2 separate regions of the Homo sapiens genome follow, and region 2 is linked to region 1. The links are chromatin contacts, found by Hi-C or POLR2A ChIA-PET in ENCODE. All regions are on one chromosome and are shown on one strand. Each heading gives the region's core, a stretch centred on a gene start or an enhancer-like site at or near the end of the contact. The rest is flanking DNA. Distances are from core to core; before and after follow the strand shown.

Evidence for each region. Hi-C counts contacts between places; a loop is a spot of excess contacts on that map. ChIA-PET counts read pairs that join two places held with the same protein, here RNA polymerase II (POLR2A). Pooled maps may share reads with other maps.
Region 2: POLR2A ChIA-PET joins it to region 1 with 10 read pairs in OCI-LY7. The contact joins two enhancer-like sites. A Hi-C loop is called at or near these places in 1 of 168 maps with a recorded cell type or tissue (heart left ventricle), 4 of 37 single-sample maps with no recorded cell type and 3 of 50 pooled maps. POLR2A ChIA-PET finds 5 or more read pairs at or near these places in 6 of 52 experiments (A673, OCI-LY7, T-cell and 3 more).

The regions. Positions count from the first base shown.
Region 1 is chr4:38,316,770-38,322,343 of GRCh38, reverse strand. No RefSeq gene overlaps it. Among named protein-coding and RNA genes, the nearest start is that of LINC02513, 47 kb to the left of the region's middle. RefSeq lists enhancers at 3,414-3,914, 3,915-4,415. Within about 2 kb of position 3,328, at least 38 of the 41 ENCODE cell types and tissues checked have a DNase peak (open chromatin) inside an H3K27ac peak, as active enhancers do.
Region 2 is chr4:38,422,844-38,427,851 of GRCh38, reverse strand. The region is part of intron 7 of LINC01258 (long intergenic non-protein coding RNA 1258); the gene reads left to right. Among named protein-coding and RNA genes, the nearest start is that of LINC02513, 58 kb to the right of the region's middle. RefSeq lists an enhancer at 2,634-3,166. Within about 2 kb of position 3,096, at least 2 of the 41 ENCODE cell types and tissues checked have a DNase peak (open chromatin) inside an H3K27ac peak, as active enhancers do.

The DNA of each region.
Region 1 (5,574 bases), core at 2,079-4,578:
CTAAGCATATGATTATCTTAAAATCCACAGCTTGCCATGACTCTGTGGTTCTTAAACCCTAGTGTGCATCAGAATCACCTAGAGGGCTTCTTAAATCCCAGAATACCAGGCCTCATCTAGAATGCTCTTCCCTCTTCCACAGTTCCCTCTTTCTCCTGCTGAATTCCTCAGTCAAGCCTTCTCTATTTCATCCACCTCCACCTCCACCATCATCATCACCATTATCATCACCAACACATATTGAGTGATTACTGGCTCCATCCCACCGAATCCTCAAAAAAAAAAAAAAAAACCATGGCAATAGGGAACATGATTCTCCCTATAGCATATAGATAATAAAACTGGGGCTCAGCTAGGTCTAGAAACTTGCCCAGAGTCACATAGCTAGTAAATGGTGGAGCCAGGATTCAATCCTGGCAGGCTGACTCCAGTATTGAGGCTCCTAGCCCCTGAACCTACTGCCTCATCCAAGCAGAGCCTTCCTTCCTCAAAACACTCCTCCCTGTCATTTACATATGGAAACACACATACCCTAGAATGTGATGTCTCCCTTACCAGAGTGAGTTATTCAAGGGTGGGTCTTTCTTTCTTTCTTTCTTTTTGAGAATCTGGCTCTGTCGCCCAGGCTGGAGTGCAGTGGCATGATCTCAGCTCACTGCCACCTCCATCTCATGGGTTCAACCGATTCTCATGCCTCAGCCTCTGGAGTAACTGGGATTACAGGTGTGCGCCACCATACCCGGCTAATTTTTGTATTTTTGTAGAGACAGGGTTTCGGCTTGTTGGCCAGGCTGGTCTCAAACTCCTGATCTCAAGTGATGCTCCCCCACCTGCCCGCCACGGCCTCCCAAAGTGTTGGGATTACAGGCGTAAGCCACAATGCCCAGCCTCAAGGGCGGGTCTTTATCTTTATTTCCTATGCCTAGCACCTAGAGGGTACTAATCAATGTTAATTGTTAATTACTTGTGCTAGAGTGTTTGCAAATAAAAGGTAAATTTTCTGATGGGTTCTTGGGCCATACGAAGTGAGAACTGTACCAGAAGATTGTAAGTTCCTTATATAGATATCATTTTATATTGCAGATACATAGATACCTCTATGATGATATATACCAATGATACACAGGTATCATCTTATATTAGGGGAAATCCCGTGAGGGGTGGCGATCCAAAGATTATTGCCATCTCTCTTAGTGGGTCCACATCTTATCCATTTCCATCTCAGCTACTCTGAATACTTCTCTAACTTATTCAGAGTGAAGGGAGTTTTTACCCCAGAGCAGAATGAAAGCAGAGATGCCTAAATGGTAGTTTTACAGGAAGCTTTGGTTAACGTCTTTTCTACTGGTCTAGAAAAATACCCTAGGAAGTCACCATTTTAAACAAACAAACAAAAAAAATCACAGGAACAGGTGCATTAGAATACAAATCTCATGTGTATTTGGAACCAAGACCAACGTTTTCTGTACATAACCACCATCAAAAAAAGAATATCAGTTGTCTTCTATATCCAAATCCAAAGTGCAGGCAAACATCAGCTTTTGGTTCTTCTCTGTTTTCCTTTGAATGACACTATTGCCAGCCAGCCCTCGGGGTTCTCCACTGCTGCAGTTTTGAAACTTTTCTTTCCCAGGTTAAGAAACTAAAGTTGTAATGGAGAAAGAAATGGGAGAAAGCTACATCCCAGAGCAGAGGTGACCTGCCAGCACTCTAAAGTTATTCTAGACCTAGTACAGGCTCAAGCTTAGGACATTTGTTTCTTTTCCACCTGACTTCAAGGAGCTTGTCAAAGCGCAGCCTAAGTTAACAGGCTCTGTCAATGTGAGTACCAGAAGCCAGGCCGCCACCTGCGCTGTTCCAGAAGCCAGGGATACAATGAAAAAACACAAACGTTTCTCCCCATTTTGCTGTATACATTCCAATTCTTTCGCTAGGGACTGTACAAAATCCTGTCTTCTCTGGCAGGTTTCAGGTGGAGGTCCTGGGATGCTTGGACCCAGGACGGCCCATAGTGCGGGCCTCTGCGTCCTCTCCCCCTCACATAGGGGCAGAGGCCAGGAGGCCTGGATCCTTCCCCAGCAACCGTGTGGAGGTTTTTACTTCCTCTGATCCAGGGGACACATGTAATCTTTTTCTACAACTCCCTGAGGCTGGTTTTTCCCACCCTACAAATCAGTAAGCATAAATTTTTGCAGAGAAGCCTGGAGCCATGGGTCCTAAGCATTCAGGCAGCCAAAAAAATTAAATTTTCAACCGGAGCCGGGTAAGGACACATGGTCTCAAACGTTTCCTGCCCAATTGGAGCCGCTTTCCTCCTCTTGCACACTTGCTCCCCCTACTGCCTGACGCTGGAAGTGCAGGCCTGGCTCCGAGGCAAGCTTGAACGCCCCAGCTCGGTCCTGGGATGGCCAGGGTGAAAGCCAGCAGAGCAGAGAGGTTGCCAAAAAAAAAAAAAAAAAGCAATAGTACATCTTTCATAATTCTCCCACTGCTCTGGGGAAGGCACTAAGCTAAGTCTTTTCTTTACATTTGAAGAATAAACTCTGTAATAAAGATTGAATAAAAGTCTTCCCTGAATAAAGTTTTGCCAAATAAGTTAAAGTTAGGTCTCCCTTAAGGGTTCAATAAATGAAAAGAACTTCAGTTTTAGATTCAGACCTCGTGAAATCCCCAAGCCCCTTTGGATTTCAGACCCTTGGAACGCAGATCCAGGTTTTGCGCCTTTATGTGATGCGTGAACTTGGACATCTTATTTAATCTTTTTGAGCCTGAGTTTCTTTAACTGTAATTTGGGCATAATCATATTGTTGGTCTCATAGTGTTGCTGTAGAACGTAAATGAAAGAATGTGAATGCATGAGAAAAGACTTTTACAACATAAAAATAAATGTGAGCTGTTTCCCTTCCAATCCAACGCACACACACCCCTTTTCCATCTATCTAAGTGGAAATGGCCGTCGAGGCAACCTAAACCCCTAAAAAAGGAAGTAGGGCAAGGAAAGCCCGGTCACAAACAGGAAGTAACAGAAATGCCACTGAGAAACATTCAGGCAGAAGAAAGAAAGAAAAACAGTCCTAGGCTGTGTTTTTGAAGATCAAGTTAGATTTAGTTAATGATTTGGGGCGTTGCCAGCCCGACTTGACCCCCTAAATAGGGGGTTTTCAGAGATGGTTAGGAAATTCTTGACCTCGATTTGACCTCACGAATGGGAATTCTCACTCTGCAGTTGGTAGGTTCCTGCCTTTTTAAATGTAGGTCTCTCCTCCTTTTCCCCTGCGGCCATAGGAGGGGCCGAGCGCTCAGCCGGCTGGGAGGAGCTGGGGCTCCGCCTGCCCTCCCTCGCCGTGGGGAGCCGCCCTGCAGCGCCTCTCGGGTTACTGCCTCCCTTCCTGGCTTCACAAACTCGCCACATGGTAGGTTGGCTACTTAAGGGAATGTAAGAAAAAGCACTCAAGTGACGGCATACAAAGAAGTTTTACAGCTCTGGAGATTATGTCAGATTTTCCTTCCTAATTTCTCCTTAGAGGAGACAAAATCCTAGATTTTTTTTTTTTTTTTGAAGGAAAGGGGAAAAAAAACGCAAAACGAAAGGGAAACATATTAACATATCAGGACACATTGTGCTGTTTATTCTCTTGTTTTTCTTTTCTCATTTTTGAAAGCTCTTTCAAGAATCTTACCGCCTTTCTTGTCTTTTCCTTAATTTTGTGTGTTTTTAAGGTGGGGAAGGGAGAGGATTAGAAGCCTGTGAATTTTGTCAGGACAAGGCCTTCCTAAGCTTTTCATTTGTTTGCAGAACCAGAGTTCCTTCTCTGGTCCAGATGAAGAGACTAGTTCCTACCTCCTTCGCCTATACCTCTTATTAAAGGACCCCTCCAACCCTTGTCAAAATGCTTGGTGAAAGTGAGAGTTGGAAAATCAAGAGATCCACATCCATCCTTTGAGTGACCCTAGTCTGCAGACAGTGTCAGAGAGACAAATACAAATATTCTTAAGATGGTATCATGTCCCATCTTAGGCTTGGTTGTTTTTCAATGGCCTCCAACTGTACACTTGTTACAGGAAAGGGGTCCCCATCTAGACCCCAAGAGAACGTTCTTGGATCTCACACAAGAAAGAATTCAGAGTGAGACTGTAGACTAAAATGAAAGCAAGTTTATTAAGAAAGTAAAGGAATACACTTTGGGAGGCCGAGGTGGGCGGATCATCTGAGGTCAATAGTTCGAGACCAGCCTGGCCAACATGGTGAAACCCATCTCTACTAAAAAAAAAAAAAAAGAAAAAGAAAAATACAAAATATTCGGGTGTGGTGGTGCACGCCTGTAATCCCAGCTACTAGGTGGCTGAGGCAGGAGAATTGCTTGAGCCCAGGAGGTGGAGGCTGCAGTGAGCTGAGATCATGCCACTGCACTCCAGCCTGGGTAACAGAGCCAGACTCTGTCTCAAAAAAAAAAAGACAAGACAGGAAAGGAATAAAAGAATAGCTACTCCGTAGACAGAGCAGCCCCAAGGGCTGCTGGTTGCCCATTTTTATGGTTATTTCTTGATGATATGCTAAACAAGGGATGGATTATTTATGCCTCCCCTTTCTAGAGCACATAGGGTAACTTCCTGATGTTGCCATGGCATTTGTAAACTGTCATGGTGCTGGTGGGACTGTAGCAGTGAGGATCCTACACTCATTGCCATCTTGATTTTGGTGGGTTTTAGCTGGCTTCTTTATTTACTGCAACCTGTTTTATCAGCAAGGTCCTTATGACCTGTGTCTTGTGCTGACACCCTATCTTATCCATTGACTTAGAATGTCTTAACTGCCTGGGAACACAGCCCAGTAGGTCTCAGCCTCATTTTACCCAGCCCCTATTCAAGATGGAGTTGCTCTGGTTCAAACGCTTCTGACACAATGGCTTCCAGTTGTACATGCACAACTGAAAACTCCACCATGAGGATGATGATAATGGTGATTTCAAAGTGTTTTCACAGTTGAGCCAGATAACAGCCTATGAGCACACAGAACAGGTGAATTAAGCTTGTGTCACAGATGAGGAATTGAGGAGCAGAAAGGTACAGGGTTGAGTCCAAGGCCACTCAGCTGGTTCCCTAGGAAGCCCAGACTAAGAGATCAAGGTCCTGTGAATGACGCTACATCATTGAATGCCCATTATAGCACTATGACCAGCAGGTTCTACAGGCCCTCGTTCATGCTAAACAAATAGACTATCACCATTATTAAAATAGGGTAATATGGCATTTAAAGCAAGCTACCTTTGGACACATTGCCTAGGATGTGTTTCCAATGCAAAAATGGGACTCTGGGCCCCTTTTCATGAATAGTACACTTTTTAAGTTAAAATTTTATTTGAGTGGGTCATTCACTTACATGACTCAAAAGTCAAAATTCTAAAATATAGTATACCTGAGAAGTATACTAGCTGCCACTTCTTTCCGTTAATCCAATCTTTCCTCTTCCTTTTCTCCCTTGTTGGTAAATCATTTTTATTACTTTTTTTTAACCCTACCTATGTTTCTTTATGAAAATACAAAGTACAAAATGTGTATTCTTATTCTTATTTC
Region 2 (5,008 bases), core at 1,847-4,346, 110 kb before region 1:
TCACCTCTTCTAGTTGCTTAGACCAGGGATTCGCCAACTTTTTCTTAAAGGAACAGATAGTAAATATTTTGGTTTTTGCTTGGCTGTATAGGCTCTGTCACAGCTACTCAGCTCTGCCATTGTAGCACAAAAGCAGCCATGGACAACATGCAGATGAGTAGGTGTGGCATTATTACAATACATTTTATTTACAAAACCAGACAGGCTGGATCTGACCCATGGGATATAGCTTGCTACCTTTTGGTTTAGAGCATTAAATGAGATATTGAAAGGAAAAAGTGTATAAAGGTCTCTGATCTACTGTAGACAATGATTGTTCATTTTCCTTCCTTCCTGCAATTTATTTAATTAGACTGATAGGACACAAAGGTGGACACTCTACCTCTCTCTTGAAGTGCTCATGGTCCACTTGAGGTGACAAGATATAGAAAATATAGAGAGTAATACACTTTTGCAAGTGCCAAATGCGAAGGAAACAGAGTGAACGGCAGAGTCATAGGAATTGAGTGAATGGAATAACGACCATAAGAAAAATGGTTAATGTCAAATGAAGGAAGAAGAAAGGATTTCCAGGCAGGAAATCTAAAGAAGGAGGAATGCTATAAGTAGTTAGAGGAAGCTCAGTGAAACTATTTGTCTGGAGAAGAGAGGGTGTATATAAGAAGAGTGAATGGCAATCAAGCTTAGCCACAGCAGTGTAGGGCTGAGTGATGGGTTCAGGAGTTTACATCTTGATCTGTAGATATCATTCAATGTGCTACTGGGTTTTTTTTTTTAATAACATAGTAGGCACTCATCAGATAATTGTTGGGTGAATAAAGTCATCTGGAAGTGATTTATGGGATGGTTGGGCAGAAAATGGCAGCTGAAAGATCAGGGATTGATGGCAACTAGCATCAGCCAGAAAGGACAGATCAAAAAGACACTGCACAGGAAGAATGGACATGACCCAGTAACCAAACTGCAGGCAAGAGGGAGGTACTATATAGAGATGATGCTGAGGTTTAAATCTGGTGACCAGAAAAATACTATTGTTGTTGATTATCTTAGTCTGTTTGTGCTGCTGTAACAAAATGCTTTAGATTGAGTAATGTATAAACAATGGAGATGTATTTCTCAGAGTTCTAGAGGCTGGAAAGTCCAAGATCAAGGTGCTGGCATGTTTGGTGTCTGGTGAGAGCCTGGTCTTTGCTTCCAAGATGACACCTCAAATGCTGTGTCCTCTGGAGGAGACAAATGCTGTGTCCTCATATAGCAGAAGGTATATGAGGTACTTATTCCATCCTTGAGGGTAGAGCCCCTATAACCTGCCTCCTAAAGGCCCCATTTCCTGATACTGTTGCATTGGGTCTCAAATTTTGGAGGGTCACAGACATTCAAACCATAGCAGTGATATAATGAAGGGTGTCACGGAAGTTGCTTTCTGGAGGAAACATTACAAATTTAGTCTTAAGCACTTGAATTTAGCATACCTGAGAACATCCAGGTGAACAAATTTGGTATGATAAGGTAGGCTCAAGAAAGAGATTGAGCATGGAAGCAGACAGAGATTAGACATCAGCCTCATAAACGGATGTCTCAGGAGAATGACTGAAGTCTTGATTCTGGCTGAGATTTGCGGACCAAAATGAGGATCTTGTGTCGAGACTGACTCAGTGACAGGGCTCTCCTTAGAAACCTCAAAGCAGCTCTCTAATTCATCCTAAGTATTATGGCAATAGAAGTGCTGAGAAATTGATAAGGTCTCATAACATGTTTTAAAATGTAAAAACAAAGATCAGAAAAAGAATTAAATAAACCTTGGGATTCTGATGTCCAGAACCGTCTTCCATACAATCCAGAAGAAAAGCCTCAGAATGTGAACTCCTACACTATGTAAATTCAATAAGTACACCTAGTAAGAGTAATCCCATTGAGTTCAGATAATAGAAGACATGGAAATGTGTCACCAATAATAATCATAAGACATTCTCAGCACTTTTCCACATGTGGCTAACGCAATCATAACTTAGCAAAGCTACTTTCAGATATACATCAGAATTTCTTGCTCTGTTAAATACAATTTTATGGCAAATCTTTTGCAATTTTCAATAGATCTCAACTTGATCTACTTCTCTTGTCTTGCACCTGCCTCAATTTTCTTGCTACTACTGTGAGGGAGGGGTTTTCTGTTGACTAGAAAGGGAAGTGATTTATGGGGCAAGAGGCAAAAGAAATGGATCCATCTAGAATAGCATTTTTATTATATTTTCTCTAAGTAAAATCAGAAAACTGTTACCCAGAGGTATTATGATCTGGCCATGTTAGACTCCAGCTCCTTATTAAATTGGTGAGTTATGGAGAAGGTGTTACCATCCGAGACAGTTTTTCATTTTCGTCTTTCCATTTAACTATTTCTTGAAGCTGATGAAATACATAGTACTTAGGTTATTGCAGGGTCAGGCAGAACGTTCTTTTTAGGGAATACATAGCAGTGAAAGAATTGTAGGATTTTTAAATCTGGCATCAGAGCTTGGCAAGTTTAAACATCCAAAAACATCCCTTTTTGTGTAAAAAGGGAAAACTCTAATCCAGAGAGACTAAATGACTAAAAGACTCAGAGTGTGCTGCAGAACCAGGTCTGGAACCCTAGAATCCTGGCTCCCAGTCCGTTACTTCAAGTACAACTTTTTCGAAATTCACATTGGCCACGAGTAGATTCTCCTTCCATTGTAAAAGAGCATTTAGGCCACAACCAGCAGAAACACTAAGCTGCCGATTTCTGTTCATGATGCGTCCACCTGGTCATCTTCTGACATTTTCCAAGGGCTGGGACAGCTTTGGAAAGCCCTGTTAGAGACCAGGTTATTTTAAGGTGGAAAACAGAAATCCTAAAAAGCCCAGGCATATACTTGCTTTTTTTTTTTTTTTTTTTTTTTTAATGGAGAAGCTGAGGGACCCAAGAGCCAGCCCTGAAACCTTGATATTTAAAGCAGTTGTCTGTAGACATAATACCCTAGTTTGATCAAAGGGTTGGGCCACACAATCCCAGGGAACAGGAAGGCTGACAAGGGGGGAAGGGCCCTTTGTCCAGGAGGCCTGGAATCCGGATGCCCTGGTTGGCGAGGCTGCTGGCCCTGCTGGGGAGGGGCTGAGGCCCAGTCTATGCCCGCGTTCCTCCCCCTGCCCTTCTGGTCCCTACACTGAGAGATCAGACAGAGCCTGCTGTCTCCCCACACTCAGTATCTGATCAGTTTTCTTCAGGACATTAATAAAATGAATCTATAGGCTTTGCTTGTATTTTTGTTGTTGTTTAATTCTACAATCAGAAAAGGTAAGCACCCCAGTTTAACTCTTTGAGTCTTTCTCCCAGCATGTGGCTTCCTAAACAAATATTTCATCTATCGTTCAGGTCACATTCTTGACCTTGTTGTTTCAGGTGCCTGATAATTCTGGGCTAATGACGGCCTGGCGAGCACGTTGGTTCCCCCACCACCACCCCACCACTCTCCAGTGCACCCTGCCCTCCCTCCTGTCCCCAGCAGCTTTCCCTGGGCTCATTTTAGTACCAGCCCCTTCCCCATTAATTGCTTTTCCTTCGGTAGCCTTTCTTTTCTTTATCAAAGTGCTTGCTCTGAAGGCTTCTACTTCAGATTCCTGCCCCCAGTGCCCTTGGCCTGTTCATTATTTAATTTTGCTTTCAGTCCCCTGCCTGTCAGGCAATGTCTGCACCCTGTGATTGTTTTCATTTTTGAAAGTCTCCAAAGATCACAGCCTTGTAGACACACTTTAAAAATATTATAATGATTTCTGGTGTGCGCACGCGTGTACACGCACACAGACATGAATGAATTAGAAAAATGTGCTTTGGACCGACCTAGGTTCTCTGAAGCACAGAATTTGACTGATAAAAGGGCTTTATGCACTGCCCCCTGGCCCTGCTGACAACACTACCCCTAATGCCTCTCCTTCTGCTTTATGAGTTGCTGAGATGGGTGTTTTTCTGTAGTCAGTCAAACAAATACATAAAGTAACTTCTAGAGCTTTTCGGCATTGTACTAAGCTGGCTGAAGGCATTTTAGAGATCCAATCTTGCTGAGGGGCTTGCATTAACATGGAAGGAAGCAACACTCTCTGATAGCAACTGACATAGGTCTAGTCATGCAGTAAAGCATTCAAAATAATCCGGAGAAAGGGTAACAGATCGAGCCTTTGGGGATGAATGATAACTGGATTCAGGAAAGTTCTTCTGATTTTTCTTTTTGACCCCTAAACGTCAGATGTGTTCAACATTATTACGGACTGAGTTCTATTCCCCCAAAATGTGTATGTTGAATCCCTAACCCCCAGTGTCTCAGAATGTGACTGTTTTTTGAGACAGGGTCTTTAAAGAGGTAATTAAGTTAAAATGAGTTCACTGGGGTAAGCCCTAATCTGATCTCTGGTGTCCTTGTAAGAAGAGATTTGGACAGACCTGCAAGGAGGGAGATGTATGTGGGGCACAGGGAGCAGAAGGCCATCCTCAAGCTAAAAAGAGTGGTCTTAGAAGAAGCCAGCCCTGGCAGCACTTTGAGTTGGGACTTGCAGCCTCTGGAACTATGAGAGAAGAAACTCCTATTGTTTAAGCACCCACTGTGTGGTACCTTGTTATGGAAGCCCTGGCAAACTAATGCAAACATCGGTATTTCAAGATGGTGTTAGTTCTAGATGAACAATGAAATTAATCACAGAGCAATTTCTGGGCAGGAAGTGGCTTTTCTGCCCCTGTTTGGGTTTCCAGGCACTTAATTCTTATTTGCGGACAAGCAGTAGATATTCAGCATGTGTTTATTGGGCACTTCCTTCATGCCACACGCTGCACTAGGCCAAGCAACAGAGATTCAGAAGCCTATGGCTGTATCTAGAGTCCAGATGAGATGAGCTTCTCAAACTGGCAGTGGATGCATGTTGATGACGGTTCCCCAAGGTAATCTTCTTCCTAGGACCTAATGGCCATGTTGTAATAAGACTTTTCTTCTTTAGTTGCTAA